Regions from separate parts of the Mus musculus genome. Here regions 1, 2, 3 and 5 are each linked to region 4. A link is a loop called in an ENCODE intact Hi-C map of the cell type or tissue named here. Cell type or tissue: left cerebral cortex. All regions are shown on one strand. Each heading gives the region's core, and the rest is flanking DNA. Links, peaks and the distances in the headings are about the cores only.

Region 1 (6,111 bases), core at 463-5,462, 120 kb before region 4:
GGGCCTTTCCCCCTTGATCACTAATTGAGAAAATGCCTTACAGCTGGATCTCATGGAGGTACTTCCCCAACTGAAGCTCCTTTCTCGGTGATAACTCCAGCCTGTGTCAAGTTGACACATAAAACCAGCCAGTACAATTGACCCCTTGTCAACTTGACATACAAACACATCACTAGTAAGCCTCAACCCTTAGTTCTTATTCATCCCCAAGATCTAAACAACTTTAAAAGTCCCACAGCCTTTACATATTAAAAGTTCAATCCTTTTAAAATATCCAATATCTTTTAAAATCCAAAGTCTTTTTACAATTAAAAGTCCCTTAACTGTGGAATCCACTAAAATATTTTCTTCCTTCAAGAGATAAAAATATCAGGGCACAGTCACAATCAAAAGCAAAAATTAAACTCCAACTGTCCAATGTCTGGGATCCAACTCACAATCTTCTGGGCTCCTCCAAGGGCTTCAGTCACTTCTCCAGCCCTGCCCTTTGTAACACACACCTTGTCTTCTAGACTCCAGCTGCCTGTACTCCACTGCTGCTGCTGTTCTTGGTGGTCATCTCATGGTACTGGCATCTCCAAAACGCTGCTGTCTTCCACTGTAACTACACTTCACCAATAGCCTTTCATAGGCTCTCTTCATGGTGCCAAGCCTCAACTCCTTTGCATGACCCCTTCAGTCCTGGGCCATCAATTGCAACTGAGGCTGCACCTTCACCAATGGCCTTCCATGGCCTCTCACAGTGCCGAGCCTCAGCTGCTCTGTGTGACCCCTTCATGCCTTCAAAACCAGTACTACCTGGGTAACTCTTACATATTACCAAGTCTAGCCACAGCACAAGGTACAACCTTGACTATCTCTGGAACACAAGCTCTGTGCTCTCAGAAAACACTTCCCAGGAGATGTCACCTCAGTGATGCTGGTCTCTTCTTAATCACTGCTAATTTCTTAGCTCCAGCTAACCAGCATCAATAGTCCGAGTAATGCAAAAGTTTCACTTTAGTAGTTCTGGTATCTTGTTAATCACAGCTGATTCTTCAGCCCCAGCTAACCAGAACCACAAAATCTTCCCAATCGAAATAGCAATGGTCCTGAAAAGAGTCTTTAATTTTCCCTCTGAAATTTCACAAACCAGACCTCCATCTTCTGCACTGTTCTCAACATTATCTTCCAAGCTCCTACACAACATCTGACAGAGCTCTTAACAATGAATGGATCTTCAAGCCCAAAGTTCCAAAGTCTTTCCAAAGTCCTCCCCAAAACACGGTCAGGTTGTCACAGGAATACCCCACCATGCTGGTACCAATTTGTCTTAGTCAGGGTTTCTATTCCTGCACAAACATCATGACCAAGAAGCAAGCTGGGGAGGAAAGGGTTTATTCAGCTTACACTTCCATACTGCTGTTCATCACCAAGGAAGTCAGGACTGGAACTCAAGCAGGTCAGAAAGCAGGAGCTGATGCAGAGGCCATGGAGAGATGTTCTTTACTGGCTTGCTTCCCCTGGCTTGCTCAGCCTGCTCTCTTATAGAACCCAAGACTGCCAGCCCAGAGATGGTCCCACCCACAAGGGGCCTTTCCCCCTTGATCACTAATTAAGAAAATACCCCACAGCTGGATCTCATGGAGGTACTTCCCCAACTAAAGCTCCTTTCTCTGTGATAACCCCAGCCTGTGTCAAGTTGACACATAAAACCAGCCAGTATGGTATTTGACTCTTTCCCTTAGTTAGTTTTCAGAATAGTGAAACATACCTGCCTTAGCCATTTCATAATATGTCTAAGCTCTTTAATGAACACATAGAGTTTCAACATAAATTGTTTTAATTCACTGCATTTTTGAAATCTCTATTTAAAATTTTATTTTTATTTTATGCATATACATGTGTCTGCATGCATGCATGTATACTATATGCACAAAGTTGCCAACAGAGGCCAAAAGGATTGCCAGATCTCCTGGAACTGGAGTTACAGATGATTGTGAAACACCTGATGCAGGTGCTGGGAACTGAACCTGGGTCTTCTGTGAGGGCTCCATGTGCTCTTGACCATGAAGCCTTCTCTCCAACCACGTTCCTTGCTGCTGCTGCCTCTGCCTTGTCTTCCTTACTAATATTTAAATAGTATCTTCTTAGCCTTTTGGGCTTTCCATATTCCCTCCTGTGTCCTTTAAACACAGCCTTTGATGGTGCCCTTGACTTCTTGTCTGAGAACATGGTCCAGGCTCACTTTGTCCATCTCCTGTCTCTGAAGAGAAATCAGTTATTCCTGGGAAGCCTTCATTCCGTGCATTGTGGAACAGATTTAAAGACCTGTGAATATTCTTCATGAGTTGGTAACTCATGATCATTATTTTTAGATCTTCTTAGTGAAGAAAACTAAAAAAAAAATTATTTAAAATGATACTGTATTAGTTCATATTGATATTTATAAGTCAAATTAAGACTATATTTTTGCTTCTTTTGTGTGTATATACTCATTTGTGCATATGTGTATGTATATGTGCTTTTGGTTTTTTAATATTTTTATGAAATTGTGTTTTATAGCATCTACACACATACACACACACAAAATCACTGCTAAACAAGGTCACATGAGGAGAGTCTGTCTGTGATCTCTATCATGCTCACTCTGTGATATTTTTTTCCCTGCAGTAATTTTTCACGTACCCATTTTTTTTTTACAGAAGCAAATAGACATGTGTGTGCATACATTTACTTTTCCTTTTTCTAAAGAACGGATAGCCCATTCTGCACAACACATTCTGTATTTGGGTTGCACTTCAAATGACTCTCGCTCTATGTTGGCACACAGAGCACCTCACTCCTGGTTCCCAGAACTCCAGTGCGTGTGTGTGATATGCCCTAGCTCATTGAGTGAGCTCTCTGCTGCACTGGGCTATTCCTGGCTTTTCAGACTCCCCGGGACACCAGGGAAGTCCTAGTGTGTGTGTCTTTCTTATTTTTGAGAGTGTGATTTTTGGCAGGGATTCCTAGTGCCGAGACTGCTGAACCAGAAGGTAATGCATGTAATTCTGCTAGCTAGTTCCAAGTTCTCCGAGGCTTGCGCTATAGAGCAACCCACCAGCAGAGTGTGTGACTCCACTTGTGGGTTTTGCCTCTCTGAGAAGTGAAAAATAGCATTGCAGTGAGGATTTAGTTCCCCTCTCTCTACATACACACTGTAAGCCATGTGCTAGGAAGGGATTCCTTTGGATGGTTAACCCCATTGGATTGTCAAAGAAGGAAACTTGTTTCCTGGCTACATCGTATATTGAGAATGGAGCTTTTTTTTTCCCTTACAGATGGACTTGAATGGTTGAATCCTCATTCAGAGTATCTGGGAAGTGTGAGTTCATGAGGATGGAATAGCCAGCATTCACAAACCAAGATGCTTCAAAGAGCCTTCATAAGCAGTGTATACCACTGCCTGATACCAGAGGCATCCATACTACCAAGTACTCAGTGGACAACGTTTAAGGAAACTGAATCTAATACTGGACTCAGAGGCCCATGATGAAATCATGAAGCTGCAGTGCTCAGTAGCAAACAGTGAGAGACACCATAACTTTGGTCAAAACCATGTGAATTTACTTTGAAAAGTCCCATCCCTCCCTGCCCACATAGAAGGAATGTCTGCACCTTGTCTGCATAACCTGTTTGTATTCCAACAATGAAAAACATGTTTGAAAAATGAAGCTGTCAATTCTTTTGTTTACTTCTGATCAAATTTGGCATTGTAACAACTTTAGTTTTCTAATTATATTTTATGTATCTATTTGTATGAGTGTATGCACATGCTCATATGTAGTGGAATTTTTCCCTAATAATTGATTAATTGGATAATAAAGATGACAAGAAGTCAATTACTGGGCGAGGAGGAGGTGGGCCTTCCAGGTCAAGGAAAGGAAGAGGAAATGCAGGAGAAAGGAATGCCCCTTTTTGGACTTCGAGGGGAGAGCAAAAGGAGGCACAATGTACATCAGATACTGTTAGATCTTGTGGCTGAATCCACCAGAATACACCACTGGAAGATTTCTAACATAGAATAGTTGATGAGTTTTGGACGATATATCCCACACCCAGCAATTGTGTTATCTGTTGATTCTAAACTAAGATTGTCTGGTGTTCTCCATTTCCCAGCAACCCAGGTGGGTCAGAGGGAAAGAACATAGCTAAAGGAATTTGGCCAGGCTTTGGAATGGGAAGATTGAGCAAGGCCTGAGCTCCAGGGGAAAGGTATTGAGCAGAGCGTGGGCTGGCAAGAACACACCCACAGCTGCCTGTGGGGACCAAGAGAGCTATCTCAGAGCTCCGGAGAGGCAGAGCCAGCATTGGTGGGAGAGGCGTTGGCTGGGGGAAACTTGCAGTCTCAGTCTCGAGCTATGTACCAGGCTAGGTTGTTTTTTTTTAATAATTTCGCAAACCAGGAAAGGGGATAATATTTGAAATGTAAATACATAAAATATCCAATAAAAATAATAATCTTGCACTACACTCATATATGTTCCATGCTGCTGTGTGGAGATCAAAGAACAATTTATGGGAGTCCTTTACTGTGTAGGTCCTGGTATCAAACCCAGGATGGTGAGTTTGTGGGCAAGTTTCTTTACGTACTGGGCCATGTCACTGGGCCAGACTGTGGGTCTTTTCTGTGAGCTGTTACCTTTGCAGAAGCAGCCAATGTCATATTTCACTAAAGGCACTCACTTAGGATATGTTTCCCTGCGACACTCAGGAACGACCGCCTGGGCTGAGAACCATGCTGGGGTCTAGAAGTACAAAGACGACAGCTCATGGCTCTGTCCTTCCAGGCAGCTGGGAAGGAAGCAGATACAGCAAAGGAACCTCCCCCATGGACCAGAGAGAGCACATGTCATTGTTCAGTTTGTTTCCATTGGTACGGCGCCCCTCCGGATAGCTGTGTAAAGTCTATACGCCGTATAACTCACACTCTTAAAGTACGGTATATATGGTCCTGGCTCACATGTTCACATACAACTAATGCTACCTTCAATCTCAGAAACGTCATCACTCCCAAAGAAGGCATGCATCCACTCTGAGCAGTTCCCATCCCCTCAGCCTAGCTCGGCCACAACAAATCCTCCTGTTCCCCCTAAATCGATCTCATCTGAACACTTTATATAAAGAAGTGAAATGACACACTGTATCATCTTCCAGGACTTTCTTCTCTCAGTGGAAATGATTCTAAAATCTGATCAGTCTTTTAGAGCATTTCATTTCATTCTTTCTTACTGTAAGAACATATTCCATGATATGGATAGAGCACATTTTCTCCTGGCTGTTCTTTTATTGGGTGACATTTTCATATTGCAAATGTGTTTTTCATTTCAAAATGTGACTATGATGAATTTTATTTACTTGTTGCACACTAAACACTTGAGCTGTTTCTATTTGTATAAGTGTGTGTGTGTCTGTGTGTGTGGTGTGTGCATGTGCACATGTATGTACAGTTGTGGGTGCTGATGATCGACATCAAGTGCTATCTTCTATTGTCCTATAACTTACCTTTTCAAATGCTTTAAATGGTGTGTGTGTGTGTGTGTGTGTGTGTGTGTGTGTATGCATGTTTACTTGTGTATGTGCACACAAGTGTACAGGCGTTCTTCAGAAGAAGGATGTTAGATGCCTTGGAGCAGAGGTTACAGGGGCTTTTGTGAGCTGCTCAGCGTGGGTGCTGATAAGCAAGCTCTGCTCCTCTGATGGAGTAGTCAGTGGCCTTAACTGCTAAGCCATTTCCCTAGCTAGCTTGGTTTCTGAGACAGGCTCTTGCCACTGAAGCTGGGTTCACTAACAGAGATCTGCCTGTCTGTCTCCTCCCTCTTCCTACCTCTTCTCATGGGATAGAGTACACAGTCATGCTTGGCCTGTTATGTGGCCTCTGCAAACCCAAACTGAGGCCCTCACACTTTTGTGATAAGCACTTTCCCCAGCTCCCTGCTTCTCGGCTGTAGAGGAATGCTGCGGTGAACATGTCAGCCCTTACTTTGAGCAGACTAGTTGGAGTCCTGGATTTCACCTCTTGAAGTCATTCAGGAGCACAGGCATCTATCTCTTTGTACGCCCATTGTTAGCATTCTGTCTAAACTCCAC
Region 2 (6,111 bases), core at 477-5,476, 210 kb before region 4:
TTGCAAGGGCTGGAGATGTGGCGCAGCAGTTCAGAAGAGTTACTGGTCATGCAGAGGAACCTGGTTGAGTTCTTAGCAGCCACACCAGGCAGCTAACAACCACCTGTAACTCCAGTTCCCAGGGATCTAGCTCTGGTCCCATCTTGTGGACTATATTAGCACTTGTACACATGTGTTACAGAAAAAACTTAGCAAGCATATACATATTCCTGTAAGATTAAAAATTGTTTTTAAAAATTATAAAAGAACTTTGCCCTCAGTGAAAGTTCAGTTGGTCGCTGACTTATAATAGTCAGGAGAATAAACTCCATCTTTTTCAGCTTTGGCACGGCCCAAGAATAATAGCATCCATCACAAGCACTGTGAGAATGTTGGATCCTCCTCCTCCTCCTCCTCCTCCTCCTCCTCCTCCTCCTCCTCCTCCTCCTCCTCTTCCTCTTCCTCTTCCTCCTCCTGACTCAGAGTGCACAATCCTGCCCTGGTGCTAGGCAGTAGCTGAACCACAGCTCCCACTCAGCTGGGAGCAAGAAGGGAAGCAGCCAGCAATCTGCAGAGTCCTGTGTTCTGACCTGTGGCATCTGGGCTGGATTATTTCAACTTGTGGGTTCATCTTCATGTAGCCATGTCATTAATCAGGGAGCATCTGCACTTTTAAACCATCAAAAAATAAAGTTCTAACTTTCTCTTTTCCCCACTGTGCAACTCGGCTGCTACTGAAAATTCACTTCTGTTTGTTGCCTAGAGTCCTGAGCCTCTCTGTACCTCTGTCTGAGCTGCAGAGCTCTTCTCCAGGCTGCAGTGGGGGTACTCACTGCGAGCTTCAGCACTTGCCGCTGTGGACTTCCTAGAAACGATCTTCAACTGCTTCAAGTAAACCCCATGAGGCTGCTGTGCTTGTTTACAAATGTGAAATCGAGCAGTAAGTTGCTTCTCTCATTTACTATGTGAACATCTTTTCAACAAACATGTAGGGGTTTTAAATATTACAAACCATGAAAAGCAAACTTTTCTCTACTGAAATACACATTTTTTTTCGTTGTGTGATTTTTATCAAAATGCTGAAATAAACAGTTTTGTGCATTCCCTCAGTGTGTCAATATGTTAAATTCTTAGACATGGACTTGCTTCTCCAAATGATTTTTAACTTTTTAAGGCAACACACACAGTTTAGTTTCCAGAAAACATAAAAGCAACTGGGTAGTAAACCAATCAGGCTGGACAGCCAAGAATTTAAAAGTCAAGCAAGTATTTTGAGGAGATACAAGGATCCCTGGGGTTCCCTTAGCCAGCCAATCTAGCAGAATTGGTAAGGTCTCTAGGTTTTGTGAACGATTCTGTATTGAGAAGGAGAAGTAATTAAGGAAGATACTCAGCATTGGCCTCAGGCCTACAACGTGCACATGAACACACACACACACACACACACACACACACACACACACGCAAACAAGGATATGTATGAAGCAGGCTAATGATGGGTGACAAAATGGAATCTTAGAAGTAATCCAAAGGACTGTTTTCCAGGAAAGGGTTTTGTAACCTGAAAATTTTCCCACTTTACTGTTTTAAAAATAATATCATTTTAAATCAAAGAGTTCTACTGTAGTATTTTATTTAACACAAAATTGTATTGCAATGCATGAAATAAAATACTGTTTCCAAAATTGTTTTAGAGAAACACAAAGGAAGTCAATAATAAAAGTGGACTAAAGATTCAACAAACAGAAAAAATCAGAAAGGTAATAGACTTCAATTCACCGTATGTGACGATCACTAAATGTGCACGCTCCAATAGGAAGGCAGGAACAGTCTAAAATGTATGCTGCCACTTTAAACAGTCTTGCATGGGAAAGAATCAGATATACTACTTACATAGCATTCATAAGAAAGGTGACATGGCTACACATAAATGTAAAGTAGACCAGAATGTGAAATTTTATGTTGATCAAGAAGGGCATGTTGTGATGATAAAAGGTCAATGTACCGAGAAGACATAAATCGCTATGTCTCAAGGGAGTTTCAAGGATGAGAAAAACTGACAGAATTCAAAGAAATAATAGACAAATCCAGTCTTCCTTGTTAGAAAACTCCATAGTTTCTCAGAATTAGACGGAAAAACCATTAACATGGAGGTCAGAAAGCTGGCAGAGACGGTTCTGGCACTCAAGGAATTGAAAACACTGTGTTTCTGTTGACTGGGAGACAAAGCTCTTCCTCTTACTGTTACTACACAGAGGCAAGGCTGTATGTACCATTGTGTAACCAACACTGACCTGAAATTTGGAAAAAGACAAACCCAGAAGCCAGTAATGAGAATCCCTTAACTAATACGACAGGATCGCTTATTCCTGACTTTAAACTAGTTCTGTATTAGAAGAGGTAAGGTAGGTGACCTAGCGGTTCGGGTGAAGGGCTTCGTTAAGCATGGTGGCAAGTTTCTACCTACCTGGAAAGCTTGCTATGAGTGTTACAGAGGGGGTGAAGGGCAGAGACAGGTGCGGTGACTCGGAGAACAGCCAAGAGGAAGCGGTTGTTGGAGGCGGCCAGAATGAGGGGAAGTATAGGGCTGGGTAAAGGAGGTTTGGGGGAGCCGTGGACACTACATTGTGTAGATTCTTTAGTTACAGTTAAGGAAACCCCAACAGGGGTGCACCTTGTGCAGGCAGGGTCCACAGTGGCGACAAGGCAGGGTCCACTGAAGGCGAAGGACAACCTTGGCAGGGCTATCTAGCGCCTGCACGCAGGTGCTGCACCCAGAGAGCTCAGAGCCTGGGGACACTCGGACAGGACTCCGCGCGGGTCTGAAGCACTCGTGGAATGCCAAAACCATCTCTGTCCCGCGTCACGGCAGCCCACGCTCGGGCACCCCCTGGCGGAGCTGGTCGGCGGCGCGGGGGCAGGTGCCGGGCGGAGCCGGGCGCACGGGGCGGGACGAGGCGGGCGGAGGGCGGCGGCGACCGCCGGTCCACAGAGGCCGCGCGCCCAGCCCGCCCGCACCGCGCCATGGCCCCGCGCGCCCGGCGGCGCCGCCAGCTGCCCGCGCCGCTGCTGGCGCTCTGCGTGCTGCTCGTTCCACTGCAGGTAAGGATCCGCACCGCTGTCGCCTGTGGTCCCCCAGGGTCGAGGTCCTCTGGCGCGCCCCAGCCTCACGAGCACCAGGTGAAACTCGGGGTATCCGGATGGAGACCCCAGCTGGTGCGTGGATCTAAGGGACGGCGACTGGGAGGGTGCTGCGGCTTGGAAAGCTGAGGTTTGCAGAAGCCGGAACCTGGGCCACGGGATCTGTGGAGCACGGAGCTTGGGTGCTACCTTGTTTCTCCGGGTGCACCTAGTAGGCTCTTCCCATCTGTAGCTAACGCGGACCTCTGCGACCCTCAGTAAGATTGTATGTACAGACCAGGTTAGTGATTCCTTCCTAAAACCTGCTACCCTTGGGGGCGTGCTTTCAATCCGCGTGGGTCCCTGGGAGTGCAGGGTCCCTGACTTGGTCTTCACACCCTTCCCTATTTTAGTTTTCTCTCCATCTGCCCCACTGCGAAGGCGGAGAAGTGTAGGAGAGATGTCCTGGATGAGAGTTGGAAGTTTCTTTGGCCAAGCTGACAAGCTTTCCTTTTCGTATGTTCCCTTTTCTCCCTCCGCCCCACAAACAGTTCATGGATCGGCAGGAGTTGCTTGTGCTTAGAAACCTTTGACCATGTTAGGATGAAATATGTCTTTGCAATGGCAGAAACTAGGGTAGTGATGTGCCTCGAGCTATTACTGATGCCAAGAACAAGCCTTGCAATCCCTGCCTCCACCTGGGATGGGTCTGGGCCCAATGGTGATGGACAGGATGTAACTAGAATGCATAGTACTTGGGGACCAGGGCTTTTCTGGCAGCTCTTCAGGCACCATCAGCAGCCTAGAGGAGGAGGCAAAAGTCAGTGTGGAGAATCTCCTCCCTGCAGCCTAAGTCCCTGCAGGAAGAGCTCCCAGATCCCTGAATCCCGCGTTAGGGTCCCTCTGGAGTCGCTAGTGCTTGATAAAGAGCTTGGATCCCAGTTGCTGGTCTGCTGGCAACTGAGGAGTCTCACTGCGGTTCCCGGGAGTGATTTCTTTACCACCGTGTTACTCAGTGTGGCAGCCACCCCAAGCACCAAGCCAAATGTTCACTTCTGTCCGGGTAGACTGAGCTGTTCAATGAAGGGAAGCCTGCTAAACATCATGTGCGCTTGGGGGTTCCTCTGCGGGAAGGGAAAATGTCAGCGAGGTTTCTTGGCTCAGCAGTTTTAGATTCTCCTTTCTCCTGTTAAAACAGTCTTTGGCTTCTGTGAATGTCACTGCCCTAGGTGACCTGGCTGTGTTTGAGGTAAGGAGAGAAGAGAAAGGCAGCTTAGCTGACACCAGGACAGAAATAGTGCAAATGTACTTAAAAATTGGAGCTGCACAGTAAAAAGACTCGCTCTACTTCATTGCCAGCAAATTGGGTCTCTTAGAGTGGGTGAGGGAGGGCAAGGCGCGAGGACCTAACAGAATCGACCATTTGAAGCACTTCAAATGTTGCTTGCTTAATGAAGTGATCAACAGGTCGGACAGGGAGCTACCTTTAAAAACAAAAACAAAAACAAAAACAAAAACTAAAAAACCGGGTCTCTATCAATAGCTAGCTGCCTCAGAAAACCTGCCTGACCACACAGTGAGAGGGAAAAACGTACCCACATTTGATTCTAATAACAGACTAGCATAGCGTTTGGAACTAGCTGGCAGTTCTCCTATTTTGTATGTATGTCTGTGTGCAGGCATGTGCTGGGTGTGTTCTTGGCTGTGCTGGGTATGGGACCAGGGGCTGGTCTGCGAGGACCAGGGGCTGGTCTGCGAAGACCAGCATCTCACCACTAAGCTACATCCTCCACCTCCTCCTATGGTTTCCTCAGCTCAGGGCAAGTGTGTGTGCTTGTTATGCTATCTTATTTAGTGAGCAGTAACCCAAAACAGTTGCTGCATGTTCAGCATAGTCACAGATTTTAAGTTGTATCTTTGATCAGCAGTTGATTGAATTGTGTGCAGAATTCGTGGGCACAGTGAACTGACTGTATGTGGCTTAAGTTGATCTCTCAGATCATCCCGTCCCTACCTTCTTTTTCTCTTCTGCTTTTCTTTGAGGCATTTTAATTACATACATTTTTTATTTGTAACTATATATATATATATATATATGTACAAATATGTATATATGTACATGTATATATTTTAAAACTATTGTGAGCTGTGGGCTAGAGAGCAGACTCATGGCCGTTCTTGCCTGTGGGTGTACCTCCTTGGAGGTCGAATGACCCTTTCACAGGGATCATACATCAAGTATCCTGCATATCAGATATTTCAATTACAATGTATGACATTAGCAAAATTACAGTTATGAAGTAGTAATGAAAATCATTTTATGGGTGGGGAAGGTCACCAAAACATGAGGCACTACATCAAAGGGTTGAGCCATGAGGAAGGATGAGAAACACTGGCTCAGGGGATAATTCGCCTGGAAGCCAGCTCTACCCCCAGCCTTGTGGGTCTGAGGATGAAGCTCCATTCAGAAAGCACGGTGGTAGGTGTGTTTGCCTGATGAGCCATTTCACCTCCCAGTAAGTTTATTGTTCCTCAGTAAGCTTACTGGGAATATGTGCTACTAAAACGCAAATTATTTAGAGGACATTACACCATGAAGATTCACTCTGAGCATTAGTTATATGCATATGAACCATATGCAGACTTCTGCATAGATCATTTCCACTTAGGTGACCAACCCTGAGTGCTCTCGGGAGGCCTTGTTTGTGTCCAGTGGAAGGCCATGCTCTCTTATATCTGTCTTCCCATAATTTCAACTGAATTTGTTTTCAGAGCTAATGAAAATATGCTTTTAAAATGTCTTAAGCCTTATGTTGATAGTTCAGTTGCACAGTTGTCCCTGAGATAACTATGCGTACACATACCAGGTTACCTAAGACCTTGGGGCTGATTCCCTCGATGGCCATTTACAGAGTGTAAAACATGCCATTAAGAAACCGCACAGCCAGGCGTGGTGGCGCACGCCTTTAATCCCAGCACTTGGTAGGCAGAGACAGGTGGATTTCTGAGTTC
Region 3 (6,111 bases), core at 762-5,761, 240 kb before region 4:
ATAGCTCATGCTCCTCCCAAAGCTAGTACACATACAAGTCCCTTGGGAATTTTCCTCATCTTCTATGATGAAAAGAGCTTCCCAACACACTCCATCCAGTGTTTTACCTATAGTTCTGCCTCCTGTGTATTTGTGTTGAAATTGCTAGTGTGCACCACCATTTAAAACATAAATTCATTCTAAAATTAGGCAAGTTGATTGTAACTTGCCACACATTGCCCTTGGTTTGTTCACACACGTTTCCTAATTTAGTCCTCAGGACATTTTACAGTAGAAACTGCAAGCTCTGTTCTATAGACAAGGAAACGGAATCTAAATGGGATCTAAAGCATCTTGATCAAAACCACAATGCAGTACGCTGGGTTTCCTGTCTACTGCAGGACGTTTGTCAGGGCACTGAAAAGTTGTGCCTGATCAGGGTTCTCTTCCTGTTAAGCAGTGTGGTAAATAAGCAATCTTCAGCAGTCATTCAGATTGTGTTTACTCCCTGCATACTAGGCTGCTGGAGAAAAGAAGAAATGAATTTGTAAATCTATTCATTGAAATTAGTATAATTAGCTGCTCACAACATGCGCACTCGTGCACGCACACACAAACACAAAGAAATAGGTTTATTGGCACAGTGCAAACCTCACTGTGATTTAGTTTACTCATTTGGGAAATAAGTAATATCTATGTTCCAGACTTGCTGTAAGAATTGAATGACGTGATAGAGTTAAAAGAACTGCACAAGGCTAGGAGGGTAACTCAGTCAGCAACTGCTCGCCATGCTAGCTTTACAGGCCCCAGAACCAGTTTTGAGGTTTGATTTGGTGTGTTTCTGTGTCCTGTGTGTGTCTATGTCTGTGTGTGTCTGTGTGTGTGTTTTCGTTTTGGTTTTTTTCGTTTTTGGTTTTTGGATGTAGTGGTACCTCCAAGGTAGCAGAGACTTTATGTTTGTCCTGCCTAGCCAAATTAGTAATTCCCAGGCCAATAAGAAATCTGTCTCAGGTGGGGGTGGGAAGCGGTGGATAGCTCCTGAGGAACAAAGCATGCAGGCAAAAGGATAACCATTAAACTACCAACATTTGTAGAGTGCTATAATGTACTATAAGCACTTTGCACTGTGGAGTCCCAAAGGGCCCCATTGTCTAGATAAACAGCTTCCTCAAGGCCTCACAGCTGGAAAGCAAAGTCTGGCAAACCCTGATCCATGTGTGGTGTTAACTGCTGCTGCTTTTCATGTAAAAGAGCAAATCTAAGATAATACATAAAAATTTTTCATCACAAATCTTCCTTACCTTTGTGTGATATAATGATAATATGTCACTAACAAATGAAATACTGAAGAGTCCCCAAGGTGGCTCAGTAGGTTAAGGCACTGCCACCATGCCTGATGGTGGAAAGAACCACAAGTTGTCCTCTGACCTCCACACTTGTGCCTTCTCTTAAATTTTTAATGCTTTACATTCTTTTTAAATTTTTCTTTTCTAGCTCAATGTCAATTGCTGCAAGTTTAGTGAGTGAAGACACAAAGACCAAGTTTTTGAACAAAATGGGCCAGTTGACAACATCAGGTGCCATGCTGGCCAATGTGTTTCAGAGAAAGAAGTAGAAGCGGGAGGCCCGCCCCGGTGGACACTAAGATGGACCTCAAGTAGACTGCTCCTTGTACTTGAAGCGCTTACCTTTTGATTTCCTGACTTTATGTTCTTGTGTTATAATGTTATCCTAACCTCCAAAGATATTTGCACTGCTTTTAATTATTGCTGTGTATCTATTTCTTTGGGTATTATAACTGTGGTAATAGAAACTTGATTTAATGGTCTGTACCAAGTCCCTATTCTATGTTCTTATTTTTGAGAATAACTTTTATATATAATATATATATGTATAGTGAAGAGGGGTTTTTTTGCTTTTGTTTTTTTAATTTTTATTTTTGGATGGGATATTCACAAATATCTGTATTATACTCTAAGCTATTACAATGGTACTTAAAATAATGTAAATTTGAAGTCATTGTTATAAAGTAATAAAAGTGGAAATTACTTAAGTATTTAAATTATGAAAGAATAATGCAGACTTTTTATTATTTCTTAACTGACTAGAAAGAGCCACCAGCATTACTCTGTGCCTTTTGGACTTGAGTTTGTATGTTCTGTAGGAACTACATGCATTCCTTTCACACAGTATTTCAGGCTGCTGTGGTGAATTTGAATGGCAGATCCTACAGTCAATAGATAATGATGAGACTTACAACATTTCACATCTCTCTTGAGAATCCTTTAAGTGCTGTTTAGCCTCCCAACACATAGATGCATAGGATGGAGTTCCCTGAGGAAAACAGCACTTGAGCATGGTGAGGAGTAGCCAGGGTGAATTTCACAACATTTGTACTAGATTTAGATGCTCAAGAATAAATGTACTGAGAAGAGTTAATAATTGTTTATTCCCAAATTGAAATACACAAGAAAATATAATTTAAGTCTGAAATTTAACGCCTACTTCCTATAACACATTTTAGGATGCTTTCTGATGATTTAAACTTTGCAGTTTACTTTTTCATCCTGTATGAGAAGTACTAAGTAAGTTTAGGACATTTGGGGTTCCTTTTTCCCTTCTAAAGTGAAAGTGATGTTAGTTAAGTTATTATTGGTTTGTTGCCACCTGGTACCTTAAACTCGGTGGCTATTCCCATTGCTGTGTTTTATTTGTATAGTCTTACGTTGATAGACAGCCCCACTGGAATTGACCAATTGTCTACACAGCGACACAGAGTGTTGTGTATGAAACGGAGTAACTGGCTTAAGGGGTTAATGTGAGGCCTTACACAGTTGACGCATATACATGATTCTCATATTTATTGTGTAAATTGGCTTTAATACACTTGGATCACATTCACTTCCTGTGGAAAAGCTAGCTTTCCCATGCAGTCAAAGCTTATAAAGTTATTTGCCTTAGGCAAAGCCATTCATTTCTTTTACCTATAGTGAAATTATTGAATAGTAGTTTTTCTGAACTGTTGGATTCTAGGCATTCCTGAGAAATTGAAAGTGGCTACCTTTCATGTCAAAATGTTGATCTGTTATAAATAAATGTTTTGCATACTTGTTTTTGCTGTGTATTTTGTTTTCACTTTGAATCACTTTATCCGTACAAAAATAAATTATTTATTCATGAAAATACATTTTAGAAATCTAATCTCTATAAATTTCCTATTCTAATTTACATTTATTTAAAAGGATTGTGGCAATATAAAACTAATGTATTTCAAACATAGTTTCTAAAGAAAATGTTTATAATCTACTCTGAGCTACAGTGGAATACATGTATATTAGCTACCAGATGAATAGATAAAGAGCCTTCTGGTATCTGGAGATTGTTGCAAGAATCAGAGCAGATGACAAAAATCTACAGATGCCTATGTGGCAAAGCGTTTATAGCTATTGTTATCCTTCCATATTTTTTGAGTCATCTTTCCATTGCTGAAAGTGTCTAGAACAATGCAAATGCTCTGTTAATTATAATAGTATTTGGGTAGAGGAAATAATTTCTTTTTTAAGATTTTATTCTTTGAGAAATTCACACAAGTGTTATGATCTTATGTACTCCCAAAGGCCTCCCAGATCCATGCCCCTTTCTGTATCCTCTTAACTTAGCAGGGCTTTTCTTTCATTTTTTCTTTCTTTCTTTTTTTTTTTTTTTTGGAGGGGGGAGTATTTGTGTTTTGTTTGTTTTGAGGGTGGTAGTTGTTTTTTGGCTTGGTTTGGATTTAGTAAACCCATCATGTTTGGTTTATGCTGCCTTATAGTATTGTATGTGTAACATTCAACTGGAGTGTGGTCAACTTACCAGGGACTATACTTTTAAAGATAATTATTGTTTAAGGATTACTGCAGGTACAGAAAATGTAGGTGCTTGATATTGACAGTTTTTATGAAAATTTTTCAATCCGTAGTTAGGGAATTCATAGTAGGCCAGTATATTTCTGTTATACTTTTATTAATGAATCAAAATATTTAAATAATAAGGTTTTAAGAGGAAAACAGCTGGCACGCCATGAAGTATATCTCAAGTAACATTCCTTTATTTTAATTGTCTTACCTGTCACTAAGATGTCATGGTTGCGAAGTAAAGTGCGAACTCTTTTCAGATGATAGTCATTGATTTTAAGTTCTTCCAAAACACAGGAAACATTTGAATAGCAGGAGTATCTCTATATACAAGTTCTTGACCTGAGGAAGAGTTTCAGTTGTTTCTCTAACATATTTGTTGCAGTAATGACAAGCCGATGTTGGGCAAGAAAGAACGGGTTGACAGGAAGGCTGAGGGAGAATTATCATTAGAGTGGTTGCATATTTTGTCTTCTTTGAGTTGACATTTTACCTAAAAGTAGAAAAAATAGGTTTTGGCTGTGTGACAGAAGAGAGAAGAATCCTAAGTGCAAGTGACTTACTGAGCTAGGAAGACATGAAGAACAGCATGGGTAGAGTGGGGCTACCCACAGATGGACTAACAGGAGTGAATGATGCACAGTAGTGAAGCAAAGGAGCCCGAGTTTGATTCTAATTCTGTTTTATGTTTGTTAAATCTATGATGCCTGAGATTTGTGGGTGAAAGTGCCATTTAAGAAGTAAACTAGCTACACCTGCATCTCAGGAGAGGCCAGTACTGGACACAGTCACTCGTATTTTAATGAAATGAGAGTCTGGGATGAGTTATGTGGAAGAAAGAATTTAAAGCAACCTTGCCAGTCACACTTGGAAATTTCAGCAGAGCAAAAGCAGAAGGCAACAGTGAGATAGCACTAAGGCATCAAAAAGCAAATGGTGTTACAAGGAAGGGCTTCTCAGCTGCATCCATGGCTATGACAGCAGTAATCTAAGGGACTGTGTAGTGAGAATATTGGTTTCTTTAAAAACAGAAATGTTATGGGAATGTTTTTGTTTTAATCCCAGGTGTGGGATATAAGACTGCTTCAGATTGTTCATAGCAGCAGACTATGATTTGCCTTGTGTTCTGACAGGAATGTGATTTTGCCAGGTGAAGATAGTTTTTGTGAGTACATGGCTTTGGAATTCTGGGGACTCTTGAGAGGGTATACAAATTCAAGAGCCCCAAGAGGGGTGCTGCTGCTGCTAGTGGTTGCTAGTTGGAGATAATCCTGAGGACGAAGATCAAAATTACCCCAAGTAACTCGATGTCCCTAATCAGCAGGAGGTAGTCTGATAATGACACCCCCTTTTCTTTCTAGCCTTCTTTCCCTCCCACCTAGTGTTGGGGGTTGGAAGGGATAAGGGTGGAGGAGGGTGATAGGAACCCGTAAAGTCCAGCTGCAGTACTACTAGGAATAGATTGTGATGGACATGTGTAAGGAGAGTCATTACCATTACTGGGTCTTCGAGCCATAGTATTGGTACTGTGGGGCCTGAGGCTAATGAGAATGCCGCAGCAGCCAGGGGCAGCAGCTATGAAAGGGAGACTTGAGAAAATAGCACACAGATGGACGTAGTGTACTATTACGACAGGAGAAAATGCTACGAGGGCAGACACTTGCAGGTGAGTAGTAGGAAGATTAGGGGGTTTCCACATAATCCCTTCTGTTTTATCAGTCAAGTGTGAAGCAGACATTAGCTTGCCTGGCCTCTAGAAAATACTGGAAGCTTGAGAAATAATTTTAAATTAGTCACCTTCAAGAACTGTGGGAGAACTGTAGACCTGCCAAGCAATTTTCTGAGCCCACTTGAAAATAAGAATTGTGAATTTTAGAGAGAAACTACTAAGCATAATTGTTTAACACCCAACCCCATGCCTCGGCCTTTGGCAAGATCAGCTGTTCCCAAGAGATTCAGAAGAAAGACATAGCCAGAGCTGATTTTCCATGTGCAGAGCAGAACATTAAAAGTCCTGTAGAGAAATGTGTAAAGTGATGGCCGCAGACTCCAAACTGGGTAAGAATAAGATACTGGAGTAAATGTATGAGGGAGATATCTGAGCTCTCAACAAAGAACACCAGAAGTGATGTGATGAGAATATTCAGGTGAGTGACATGGAAGGATGGGTCCTATAGAAGAAGAGATGGAAAGCAAATAATGTCACCATTCTGCCTCCAAGTTCTGAAACAGGCTCATG
Region 4 (6,111 bases), core at 325-5,324:
CCGGGACGAAGCTGCCGGCCGGCCACCGCCCCCCGTCCCCGGTCGGCGAGACCCGCCCCCGGCCCGCCCCGGCGGCATGGAGGGGCAACGTTCTTGACGGCCGTGCCGCCGCCCGGGCGCTCGGCTCCTCCCGCCGCCCCCGCTCCCTCGCTCGCATGTCCGCACCGCCTTAGCTGAGGATGCTGAGGATGAAGCTGCCACCGAAGTCGACGCACCCCAGCGAGCCGCCGCCCGACGCGGAGGAGCCCGAGGCGGACGCGCGGCCGGGCGCAAAGGCTCCGCTGCGCCGCCGCCGCGACTGCCGCCCGCCGCCGCCGCCCACGGGCCTGCCGCGGGGACCCCCGCCGCCGCCGTCGCCGCCCCGGGGGCTCGAGCCGCCTGTTGCTAGCGGGCCGACGGCGGGCGCGGGCATGCCGGGCGGCGGCGGGCACGCGGCGGCGCTGCGCGAACAGGAGCGGGTGTATGAGTGGTTCGGGCTGGTGCTGGGCTCGGCGCAGCGCCTTGAGTTCATGTGCGGGCTGCTGGACCTGTGCAACCCGCTGGAGCTGCGCTTTCTCGGCTCGTGCCTGGAGGACTTGGCGCGCAAGGACTACCACTACCTGCGCGACTCGGAGGCGAAGGCCAACGGCCTCTCGGACCCAGGGTCGCTGGCCGATTTCCGAGAGCCCGCCGTGCGCTCGCGCCTCATCGTATACCTAGCGCTGCTGGGCTCGGAGAACAGAGAGGCCGCTGGCCGCCTGCACCGCCTCCTGCCCCAGGTGGACGCGGTGCTCAGAAGCCTGCGCGCGACTCGAGCCGAGGGCTCGCGGGGCAGCGTGGAGGACGAGCCGAGTGGCGATGGCGAGCAGGACGCGGAGAAGGACGGCCCCGGCCCGGAAGGCAGTGGCTGCGCCAAGCTCGGGACTGGAGGCGGGCTCGGCTTCAGGGCCCAAGAGGAACTGCTGCTGCTGTTCACCATGGCTTCGCTGCACCCGGCTTTCTCCTTCCACCAGCGGGTCACCCTGAGGGAGCACCTGGAGAGGCTCCGCAGCGCACTCCGGGTGGAGCCGGAGGACGCGGAGGTGGAGCCCAGCAACTTTGCGGGCTCCAGGGCCCAGGTAAGGTGCGAAGAAGTGCAGTCGCAGCTCCGGCCTCCGCCTCGGCGGGCCTCAGAATCCAGCTCTGACCCCAGCCTCATGCAGGTGTCTCGGAATAACCACTCCGCGGCTCTCAGCCATGGGTAGTCATCGTCATTTTCTTGGGTGGCTCATTTCCAGTCACCCACATGCACATTGAGCCACCCGCCATAACAGAATGCTCTAGAATTCTCTTCTGATGTGCACGAGTTATCACGGAAGACTGGAGCTCCCTGACCCTAGACCTCAGAATTAGGAGGCTCGTGGGACATTTTGGGCTCGAGTATTTGGGTGCTAGGTGCAAGGGGAAAAGCCAAGCGCTTGGGGCTGTCAACCACCGTCCGTTTAGCCCTGGGTGGGCTGTTTCCTAGTCTCAGCCTGTTTAAAAACCGCCTTACCCCTTGGCACTGCCAGGTTACTGTGGCATAAGGAACTTTTTATACTTAGTGTGTGCTAATTAAGGTTTTGAATAGGTCTTTTGGCTTTTAGTCGGAGAACTTTGTATTCACTGGGAGTGTGTGTGTGTGTTCCGGTGGGTATTCTGTGGAGACCTATGAATTGGCTGACCTAAGTACAAAAATCGGTCATCTAGGTAAAGACTTGGGATGGCCTGGCTAAACCTTTAACAGACTACCAAACAAGCTTTCCTAAGGGGCTTGATTTCTACTTCAGATTTGGGGTCTGGTGATCTCTTAGGTCTTTAGGCATTAACGTTGTCTGAAAGAGTTATTAAAACACATTTAGTACATAGGAATCCACTTATCGAAAACTTTAAAGAATTTTTACAGTCTTGAAAGTAATTTAATTAGGCCCAATAAACCACTTAAGAATGGCGATTTAATGGGGATATGTTTCAACTGCAGTAAAAACTGTAGATTAAGACCTTATTTTTGTGGATCAGATCTGATTTGGACGCCATGCTTTTCCACTTTAAGGGGGGGAGGTGTTCCCTCCCTCCGCGCTTGAAAGTTAACATGTATCAGCAGTCATTCAATATGGTAGAACTAAAATTGAGCATTATGTTTCACTAATGATTGTATAGACTCATTACCAAAGAACCCTGGGCATTTAGGATAGGTCTCAAAGGGCCTGCCTTAGAGATAATGTAGGCTGAGTACTTCTTTCTTTTTTTTTCCCCGTGAGGCATTTGTGAAATCACAATTTCATGTTTTATCTTATAAATCTTAACAAAATCCAGATGTAATAAGACTAATACCTTGCGTTTTCTTGATGAGTGTAAAATCATACCATCTTCTAGTGTCTCTACTACCAGCACACACGTTTGTGTAAATGATAATAAAAGCTTAATTCACCCTTCAGCCTACTCACTAAATCTACCTGAAAAGCAACACCACAGAGCTGTTAAATTTAGAGAAGAGAGCAGGTTGGGGACATGTTTTCTTATGACAATATAAGATAACCTTGAATTTGGTCTGATGAAAGTGTCCCACAACAGAACAGTTTACATCATTCCATTCATAGTATACTAACACAGGTACAGCACTAATTGCAGAGTTTTAACTGTGAGGATCTCCTTTCCCTTAATGTTGCTTTGAATGTGGTACTGTAAAGCAGACGGAGAGGGTAGATACGTGCTAATCAGAGTAATGAGATTTTTATTGTGACTGCAGTGCATGGCCTTTTCTGGCCACCAGTGAGTGCTGGGAGGAGTGGACAAAGGGGATTGGGCATCCTGCCACTAATTTCAGCACATCATCACTTCTCAGGAAGTGGGAGTAGGGAATAAATGCTACAGGGATTAACATGCTAAGACAGCGCGCTAGACACTGGGGCTATTGCTTAGCGCGTATTTCCCAGGTAGTTGTTTATCTCCCGTAGTTGTTTAGGGTTGATGAACAAACCATTTCTTTCTGATGAAACAACTTAGATCTCACCTATTGGAGGTGTGTGTGTGTGTGTGTGGGGGGGGTATTGTGGGTCCCCAAGTCCACCAGCTGACGCTGTTTTGGACTTGATGTTTGAGCGAATCTTGTTGCTCACAGGCTGTCATTCTTGAGGCTGCTGGTGCAGGTGGGCTTTTTAAAGTGCGGATTCCCGCGGTCCAGCCCAGCTGTTGCTCGGCCCTCGGTGACCTAAGCGCACAGAAGTTAGGGCGCGGGCGGGATTCTGCAGGGAGGGGGCTGGAGCGCATGCCGGCCGCTCTTGGAGGCGCGGGGTCCTCCGGAGGACGCTGGGGTCGCGCGTGGTCGCGGCCCGCAGACAGCCGCAAGTCGGGGTTGCCCCTCCTCCGCCCGGCAAGATGGCGGCCGCGCAGCCCACGTGACCAGTGCCGTTCAGCCCTGGCCCCGCCCGGGCCCCAGCCTGGCTGAAGGGCTGGTAGTGGAGGTGGAGAAGCACGTGGGCCCAAGGCTGGTGGCGACTTAGACCTGATAAAGGAGAAATTCATGGGGCTGCATTTTAACTTGCCCTGGAAGTAACTTTGGCTGCAGCTCTGCAGCTTCTCATTGCTTAGGAATCATATTTGTCTTTATTAGTGTTTATGACCAAGGGAAGCATATCCGAACTCAATTTTTTGTTAAGGTATACTGGTTCAGAATACCGTACCTAGCTTTAGAATTGTACCTAATAACTATAAAGTGGGTTTCTGGGTTTCTTTAATTTTTTTAAACTAATGACATTTATGGATAAAACTTGAATGACAGCTTTATATTCTGTGCCCTGAGGGTGAAGTTCAGCACACAATGTCTTAACCATGGACAGTGTGAGTTGGTGCTTATTAGTCCACATCAGAGAAACAGGAATAAACAAATGTGGTTTTACTCTTAGAAGTGACAGTTCATAGCTTTTAAAATGGGGTTTGGATGATTCTGTACATTATATAAAAACTTGAGTATTGGGCCTCCTTTTAGGAGACTTGACATAAATCTTACTTTCTTCCCAGCTGCAATAAACCATTATGCTTGTATATATAGCTCCACAAATAGGCCCAAGGAACAGTAGTGGGAGTACTCATTAATGTATCTTAGGATGTGTGTAATTCTTTGTAGAGTTCTCATATGTGAAAATAGCTGCAAACACCAAATGTTAAACACAGTTCTCTTCCTGTTATTAATAAGATAAGCCATAAAGACTTAGGAACAAAAACCCCCTGTGGCTTTAGGAACTAGCTTTATTCCTGTGTTTGAATGATTTATAGGCACTGACACTATTCATGGGTATTCGCTTTTAGAAGGTTTTCCCTTAACTATCGATGCAGAGTTATGAGAAACAAACCACATTGGTTATCTTGGTAGTCTACAGTGGTTGGTATTGTGTGGTTGCTCTTTTGGTTGTTCTTAATGCTTGAAGCTTGGTTGTTTGACCTGACAAATAGTATTAACATTTGAATAAAAGATCCTGTGTCTTAGTGTCACTTAAACTCATAAGCCATACTTGAACGCATCAAAATTAAGTGGCCACAAGTCCTTTCTTTACCTACTAAAATTAGTAAATTTAGTAGGGGGGAAAACCTTGTGAAATTGTCCCCTTTTCTGTAAATGTGCAGATTGGTTGTATTGTTCTTGACTGACCTATTATTTCTACTCAGTTTGCAGTACAGATAACGTATGAGTTGTGCTGGAGCTTGAGAAAGAAAATTTTATAGTGGGTTTTAGTCTAAATTTTACTTCTCCAAGAAAATCTGGACGCATTTGTGTCAGTCAGAGTGCATAGAGAGCAGCTACCTAGAAGTTTGGATATTAGAATTCTGTTGTATTAGATGCTAAAATATGTATGTAAGGGATGACAATAAAAGGGAGTAGTGTTTTGTTGTTTCTGAGACGGTTTCACATTGTAATTCAAGCTTGCCTCAAACTGGGGGATCCTTCCTCTGTCTCCAAAGTATGAAATATAAGTATGAGCTAATTCTGTTGGCTAGAAGTCCTATCTAAAATTCATTAGTAATATACACTGCATTTGTTTTCTTAGGCCATTGCTAGAATATATCTCATGGTGAAGTGTTGGTGGGTCTTCCCTGAGGTTTTCTCACTTATTAAAAGTAGTCTTCATTAGCATTTGAGTCAGGTCGGCCTCCTAGGTGGTCTAAGGGAAACAGATGTAGCACTGCATCTCCAGATGGAGGTGGGAGCAGGAATAGCCATGTCCTCTAGTGAAATGCTTGGTTTGCTTGACTGCAGCAAGGAATACAAGCATCAGTTGTGATATAAAACACTGTTGGAAGAGGCTTTTTACAGTCAGGTAACTATTTTAGTTAGCAGGTGATTAGCAAAGTGAAGTGTATGATTTCCTGTGCAGAGGTTTTCTCCTGGGGTCCAGGTGTAGAAAGGAAACAAATGCTCTTCCTCCTCCAGCTAGGTAAGACCACTCTTGCCAGTGCACTCCTGCACTCGGAACTTCTTGATTCTGGAGATGGATGGGAGGCTGGTGTTGTAGAGCTCTGAGTGAGGCAGCGTGGTCTAGAACAGCACTTAGTAGGGAGGGGTTTACATTCCAGCCCTGAGACAGCAACCAGCCAACCTGAAGCTGAGCTTTAGTGCCCTCTATAAAAGGAGGGAGAGTGACTTCCTTTCTAGGTTGTGGTGATTGCACTAAGAGCAAGTTGCAAAATAATTCAGACTATTTTAAACACATTATCAAGCTAGTGCAGTTTTCTTTAACACTTTTTAAAGTGTCATGACTTTTTATTTTCAGGAAAGGGGGTCTTTCTGTGTGTGGGGCTTTTTGGTTTTATACTTAAAGCCCACAGGGTAGAGAACTTTTACATTCTTATTACTGTAATTCTAGATAGATTGATTTTTCCCCCCTTGGTTTTTCGAGACAGAATTTCTCTGTATAGTCCTGGCTGTTCTGGAACTCACTTTGTAGACCAGGCTGGCATCGAACTCAGAAATCCTCTGCCTGCCTCTGCCTCCCAAGTGCTGGAATCAAAGGCGTGGGCCACCACTGTCTGTCGGGCTAGATTGATTTTCAAGAAAGATACATAGTTGAAAAGATAGTATTTGGTTTTCAAAAAGGATACATAGTCGAAAAAGAGTAT
Region 5 (6,111 bases), core at 424-5,423, 250 kb before region 4:
GTCCTGAGATTCTGTAACTTATCTAAGGCTGCATGGCTAATAGTGGGAGAGAGCTGGAATTTGAACCCAAAGCTAATGTCTAGGTTGAACACTCCAGAGCATATTGTTGCAGTTTATGTCTGCAGCTCAGCTCAGATGATAAGGCTGTGTGAGGACAGGTTGAGAGTTTTACTGTGTGGTCTTTAATATCCTCTCTGTAAAACAGAAGCACTTTAGTGATGGCTACAAGCCATTTTGAAGTTTGCTTTCAAAAATGTTTATTTGTCTTTTATTGATCATAATAAAATCCTACTCAGTTGACTTTTAATAATTTTAACTAACTAGTTATTATTAATACAGTATGTCTCCATTTTAGGGTTTTGGTTTTTTGTTTGTTTGTTTTTTGTTTTTTTGAGAGCTGAGTATAGTGGTGCATGCCTTTAATCCCAACAAAAGAGTCAGAGGCAAGGGGATCTCTGTAAGTTCAAGGCCATCCTGGTCTCCATAGTGAGTTCCAGGGCTACATAGTGAGACCTTGTCTCAATAAAACCAAGAAGAGAAACTTTTCATTGCATTTTAATTGAAGATGAAAATTGAGTATAGTCTTTGACCTAAAGAACAAACTGCCATCCAAATGGTGACAAGCCTCTTTGTGGACTGCTAGGCAATTTAAGCTTTCTTTCCTTCTAAGCCTTCTATGCCTTGGTAAGCACTCTAGTAGCAGTATTCGCTTAGCTTCTAATTTTGGTTTTGCTTTTGTGTTTTCTCTCTTTCTCTTGGTTGTTCCTCTCTTCTTCCCGTGGCACACTGTTTGCTTTCCATGCACCACCTGTGAATCCCCCCTGTGCTGACCAATCAGCTGTTGGTGAAGGGGGTGAATGAGACTCTGGTAGCTCAGAGGGTTGTTCCTGCTCTCATTACTCTCTCCAGTGACCCTGAAATGTAAGTGTTGTCCCTGCCTTCCATGTCCAGCATTCCTTTCCTAATGTGCCTGGTGAGAAATAACCATCATGCTGTTAACAGTCACTTGAAAATAGTGACAGTGGGTTATAGGCCTATTTGATTTTCAACTTACCATGTTGCTATTAGTACACCGTTGAGGTTGTTTTTTAAGGCAATCTCACAATAAGCCTAACTTAGAGGCCATATAATAGAGAAAAAAGTATTAGCATGAATAATCAATAAACACTTTCAAAACCAAAACATGCTGATGGACTATTTCTTCAAGCCAAGAAAGGATGCTCTGCTAATCTCACTAACAGGTTGTTACCAGTGAGTGTAGTGGCATGAACCAAAGGCTTAACATTTTAACGTCTTAAGTGGACAACTAAAGCAAGAAAGGCCAGTGAGTCTGCCTGCCCATCCTCAGTCACAGCTAACCCAGTTCTCATTCCAGTTTACCAAACCATTTTTTATTGCATGTTGACTGGTTTACAGCTGACTCTTCGAGGCATGAGTGAAGCATTAGTTGACAAGCGGGTTGCTCCGGCCCTTGTTACCTTGTCCGGTGATCCTGAATTGTGAGTTCACAGACTGTGACCCTGAGTTATCCTGCCTGTCTTATTGAGCATTCTTCTTGGTCTGCTCTTTAAAAGTTTAACTGTCATTGCTAGAGACTAATGTGGGATTTCTACCTTGTGCTTATTTTTATATATATGTTAATGATGATCCTATTGTCTTTCAGGGAAGTCTCAGTCTCTTTCCTTTTTCATTTCTAACAGCTCTGTCAGGATTGCTACAATCCCAGCATTTGGCACTATTATGGAAACAGTTATTCAGAGAGAGGTAGGACATAGACATTTGTTTACACTCTGTGCCAGTGGTGATGACAGATTTCTGATGACATACCCAAAGGTGGGGTCAGGGAGCATCCTAGCTTTTATGGCATTTCTTATTACTTACCAGAAATTTAAAAGTACCATAGTTTAGACTAATTGTTTATTATTTTTTAAAAAGTGTTCCATTTCTGTATTAGAATTCTCAGTTAAAAAATTAACTTTAGCCTAGCTGGATATAACCAACCTGCATACATTCTTTTTTTTCCCCCTCCTTTTAGATAAAATCTCATTAAATAGCCACGACTGGTCTGATGTTTCCTGTATAGGCCAAACTGTCGTTAAACTCACAGGAATCTGCCTGCTTCTGCCTTCCAAGTGCTGGGATTAATGATGTGCACCATCATGCCCAGCGTACATATTTTATTGTCATAAAACATTAGGAAAACAAAGCTATCTCCCTTTTACAGATGAAGTAGAGGAGGGACCTAAACCCTAATAACTGTCATAGATGCTACCTTATAAAATCCTCTAATATGTTATGTAGATCTTGTGGCTTGTACCACTATGAACCCTGACTTCCCTGCTTCAGGTGTTTAGCAAGATTTTTCTCCATGAAGATTATCTTGATTCTAAAACTATGGTTTCATTTCAAAGTCTTTATGTTCTGTGCCTAACTGCAACCTTACATATGACACACTTCTCAAGGTACTGGAGAGATGATTCAGTGGTTAAGAGCTTTTGCTGCTCTAGCAAAAGACCTGGGTTTAGGTCCCAGCACCCATATGGAGGCTCACAACCATCCATAACTCCACTTTCAGAGAAGCAAGATGCCCTCTTCTGGCCTCTCCAAGCACCAGGTACACACATAGTGTGTGTGTGTGTGTGTGTGTGTGTGTGTGTGTGTATACACACATACATACATACACACATACATGCATACATGCAAAACACTCATACACATAAAATAAAAATTCTTAAACACTTAACAAAATGAGTTTCAGAGGTTTTTTTGCTTTTTTTGTCATACTGGGAATATATTTAGTACAAATGAAAAAAAAATTGTGGACTAGAAAATAAGTGATTTGTGGACATATTACTCATCAAAATAAGGAATTCAATGAAATTTGATTTTGTAAAGATTCTTACAATAAAAACTAAATTTTTAGTTATAGAAAGAATATTTTCCCCCTTTTTGTGCTCTACATATTTCACTGACAAAGCAGCAGAAAAAAGAACACATCTTTCTGCAATGCTTGCAGTCTTGCCAGAATTTCAACATGGTCTTAAATCCTAAAAATACAATGTCTTTTAGGGAACTGTGAGTAAGATGTAAGTCAGCCATGACTCACTGCTTCAGGGGTGGATAGCTGGTACCTACACTATGGTTTGAGACTTATAACTTAGATACAAAAGCAAAAACTTGATCAACTTTTCCTTACGTAGTTGGCTTTATTTTTTCCACTTGTTTTTAAGTTTTTGTTAAGTGTATTTGCTTGTTAACCTAAATTAACAAGGCTGGAGAGATGGCTCAGTGGTTAAGAACACTGTTATTCTAAAGGTACTGAGTTCAAAACCCAGCAACCACATGGTGGCTCACAACCATACATAATGAGATCTGATGCTCTCTTCTGGGGTTTCTGAAGACAGCTACAGTGTACTTACGTATAATAAATAAATTTTTTTAAAAATTACTGCAGAAACAGAAAGTGAGATCTTTTCTTAATAAGAAAATTTCACTATAATGGTTTTGCAGTGTGAATCTACTACCACAGGCCATTTTTAATCACCCTAACAATTATTGTTATTGTTCACCCTAACAACATACTCCAATTTTAATATTCTATTTCTGATTTCAAGTTGCTAGAAAGAGTGAAGATGCAGTTGGCTTCTTTCCTGGAAGACCCTCAGTACCAAGACCAGCATTCTTTGCATACAGAGGTCATCCGAACATTTGGCAGAGTCGGGCCTAATGCAGAACCCCGGTTCCGAGATGAGTGTAAGTGACCTTTCTACCTGTTCCTCATTGTTCCATCACAGCCAGGAGCTTGTCTGAGTGTCAAAGCCTTGCTGTTCTTTGTTTTCGTGTTCTAAAAACTATCCTGGAACTGATCCCTGTTGTGTTCCTAAATACCAGCTATAAAACACTGAGTAGCTCGCCACCTGTAGTTGCTTAAGAGACTTTCTTAATCAACATTTTATGGATGCTTTTGTGCTTCTAAAGCACAGTCACGTTCTTACTTATCCCTCTTGGCATGCTGCCATCCTGGTACACTACTTTGTTTTAATTTTCAGTGATTAGATCTATGTAATGATATGCTAACTCATTTTCTCTAGATTCTACTTTGTATCCTTTATAGTGGCCCTCATCCTTCATAACAGTTTCTTGGGTGGCATCAAACCCACCCCAGCATGTTTGGTATCCAAAAACATGTTTGTTATACACTCTAAAAGCATGTTTGTTATCACTGTGATAGAATTTTATGGTCCTATTAGTTTTAGGAATTTGCCATCCTTTCTAGAGGATCATAGGATTGGCCACTTAAGTCAGTGTGGTTTCTACTGTAATAGTGTATTCTCTAATAGACTGTTTATTATATAGCCAGGTTTTTTTTTAACCAGTTTTAAGATCAGAATGATCAACAAAATATATTAAGTTATTGGGACTATAGTGCCCAAAAGGTTTGTGAGGGCATGGGCACTTACTAATACAATGAGAGTCTCTGCTCATTAGGTGAATGTACTTATAATTAGTTAGCCAACCAACAGAACAAGATTGCTCTTCTAGTTATGAGCATGGACACTCTCAGTGTTCCAGCACCACATTTACATGAGGTCCCAGTCAAAGCTCTGAAGGTTGACATTGAGACAGTAGTTCCTTTGAAGGAGAGAATAATTCCTAGCACCTAGATTAAGGAATATGCTAAGTAACAATGGGTCTTTGGCTTATGCCATGTGGTTGAATCTAGTTGCAGGTAGAGCATTGTGTAACCTACTTACATATACCCACAAGGGAGATTTGGGAGAAGAAGCCATCGGGATCTCCGTGAGCGTGCTGTGCAACAGTTCCTTTCATGGATCCATGGAGGCTTTGTCCTTTGTAATTCTAGGCTGACAGTTATTTCTCAGAGCAAGCACTATCTGTATTTCAATGTCTCCTAGAATTTTTAAGAACTGTAAAAAGCAGATCTAATATGTGATAGTTTTATTCATGTAATAGATGCCTACCTATTAAATATGTAAAAATTATGTAATAGGAAACAAAAAACTTTTTCTTTTCCCATTAGTCCCAAAAGAACAGTTAAAGGTAAATTTAAGAAAACCTTTAGTTGAATAGATCTAGTTAACTGTTGTCTCTGATACCTCTTTAAAACATTTTTAGGGAAAAAGGGAAATTTGATTCTTACCACCCCTACCCCTTTGGCCTACTTTCCTGTTCAAGGGGCTTTTACCTTGAGGAATTTAATGTCAAATCTGTAAATATGACTTACAGTGAAATCAAGCCCATATCAAAAACAATTCTATATTGTTAACTCTCCATATTTATAGTTAATCCTCCTGGTACTTAAAGAAAGAGTAGAAAAATTGGAATAACTAGATTATTTCTCAGTCTCTTCCTTAACTAACATTAGTTCTTTCAGTAGCCCTGTTATTTCCCAATTTTCCATTGAACTTTAGGTCTTGCATCTATTTGAAATTTTGTTTTGGGGTGTGTATCTGTGTGTGTGTGTGTGTTTGCCTGAATATATATCTACATGGAAGCCTGGTACCTGAGGAAGCCAGAAAGGAATATCAGATCCCCTGAAACTGGAATCAAAGATGATTGTGATCCACCATGTGGGTGCTAGGAACCAAACCCCAGCCCTTTGCCCAATAAGCACCAAGTGCTCTTGACCACAGAACAATTGCTATAGTCCCTTGCTTCTATTTCAAACATCAGTTGTTTTATCTAGAACAATTTTCAGCTACTTGTCAGGGCCACTAGGAGTGTGCCATCATACTTTGGAGGCTTTCTAAAGACCCATATAAATCTACTTTGGTTTGAGTTGGCTTCCTTTGGTTTCCATACTCTGCCTGTCCCTGAACTAATGACAGTCTCTTGCCTCAACCTCCAAACACTGGGATTCCAGTCCAGGTTTCAATCCCCAGCTTCAGATTCTCTTTCTAGATTTACTTCAGGTCCAAGCATTTAAAAATGTATAAATAAATAAATAAATTTCTTTGCTTTAGCTGTTGTATCTGCCTTAAGATCTTATTTGAAAGTCTCCTAAAATCTAAATTCTATGTATTTATTTTATTTGCTATTTTAAATCTTTGCCTAATCACACTTGAATAAAAGACTTCTTAGGTATTGTAT

The links. Hi-C counts contacts between places; a loop is a spot of excess contacts. Peaks named below come from ENCODE experiments on the same cell type or tissue, not always from the same donor. Only the 100,000 strongest peaks of a DNase experiment are listed, where the experiment ranks them.
Region 1: a loop joins it to region 4, with 2.3 times the contacts of the local background. A loop is called at or near these places in 2 of 42 quality-filtered maps.
Region 2: it touches region 4 in a loop (4-fold over the local background); 6 of 42 quality-filtered maps call a loop at or near these places.
Region 3: it touches region 4 in a loop (2.0-fold over the local background); 4 of 42 quality-filtered maps call a loop at or near these places.
Region 5: a loop joins it to region 4, with 2.9 times the contacts of the local background. A loop is called at or near these places in 4 of 42 quality-filtered maps.

Annotation. Positions count from the first base shown.
Region 1 is chr1:105,873,808-105,879,918 of GRCm38, forward strand. Gm41926 (a long non-coding RNA gene) reads left to right here. Exons shown (of 4, transcript XR_878429.1): 4 at 3,303-3,689. Among named protein-coding and RNA genes, the nearest start is that of Gm41926, 13 kb to the left of the region's middle. In left cerebral cortex, for the core only: a CTCF peak has its summit at 3,083; a DNase peak (open chromatin) is centred at 2,993.
Region 2 is chr1:105,777,749-105,783,859 of GRCm38, forward strand. Tnfrsf11a (tumor necrosis factor receptor superfamily, member 11a, NFKB activator) reads left to right here and starts at 2,975. Exons shown (of 10, transcript NM_009399.3): 1 at 2,975-3,081. The coding sequence starts at 3,004. In left cerebral cortex, for the core only: a CTCF peak has its summit at 2,857 (motif pointing left); DNase peaks (open chromatin) are centred at 2,571, 2,879, 3,582 and 4,171; H3K4me3 peaks cover 2,024 bases; H3K27ac peaks cover 875 bases.
Region 3 is chr1:105,752,030-105,758,140 of GRCm38, forward strand. It overlaps Relch (RAB11 binding and LisH domain, coiled-coil and HEAT repeat containing), which reads left to right. Exons shown (of 29, transcript NM_173187.4): 29 at 1,474-3,102. The coding sequence ends at 1,594. Among named protein-coding and RNA genes, the nearest start is that of Tnfrsf11a, 26 kb to the right of the region's middle. In left cerebral cortex, for the core only: no CTCF peak of the experiment used is centred there; no DNase peak of the experiment used is centred there.
Region 4 is chr1:105,990,611-105,996,721 of GRCm38, forward strand. Zcchc2 (zinc finger, CCHC domain containing 2) reads left to right here. Exons shown (of 14, transcript NM_001122676.1): 1 at 1-1,097. The coding sequence starts at 180. Among named protein-coding and RNA genes, the nearest start is that of Zcchc2, 3.3 kb to the left of the region's middle. In left cerebral cortex, for the core only: CTCF peaks have their summits at 956 and 2,764; DNase peaks (open chromatin) are centred at 525, 827, 1,141, 2,166 and 2 more places; H3K4me3 peaks cover 3,612 bases; H3K27ac peaks cover 2,130 bases.
Region 5 is chr1:105,739,597-105,745,707 of GRCm38, forward strand. It overlaps Relch (RAB11 binding and LisH domain, coiled-coil and HEAT repeat containing), which reads left to right. Exons shown (of 29, transcript NM_173187.4): 23 at 839-921; 24 at 1,701-1,764; 25 at 3,615-3,753. Among named protein-coding and RNA genes, the nearest start is that of Tnfrsf11a, 38 kb to the right of the region's middle. In left cerebral cortex, for the core only: no CTCF peak of the experiment used is centred there; a DNase peak (open chromatin) is centred at 3,069; H3K27ac peaks cover 1,273 bases.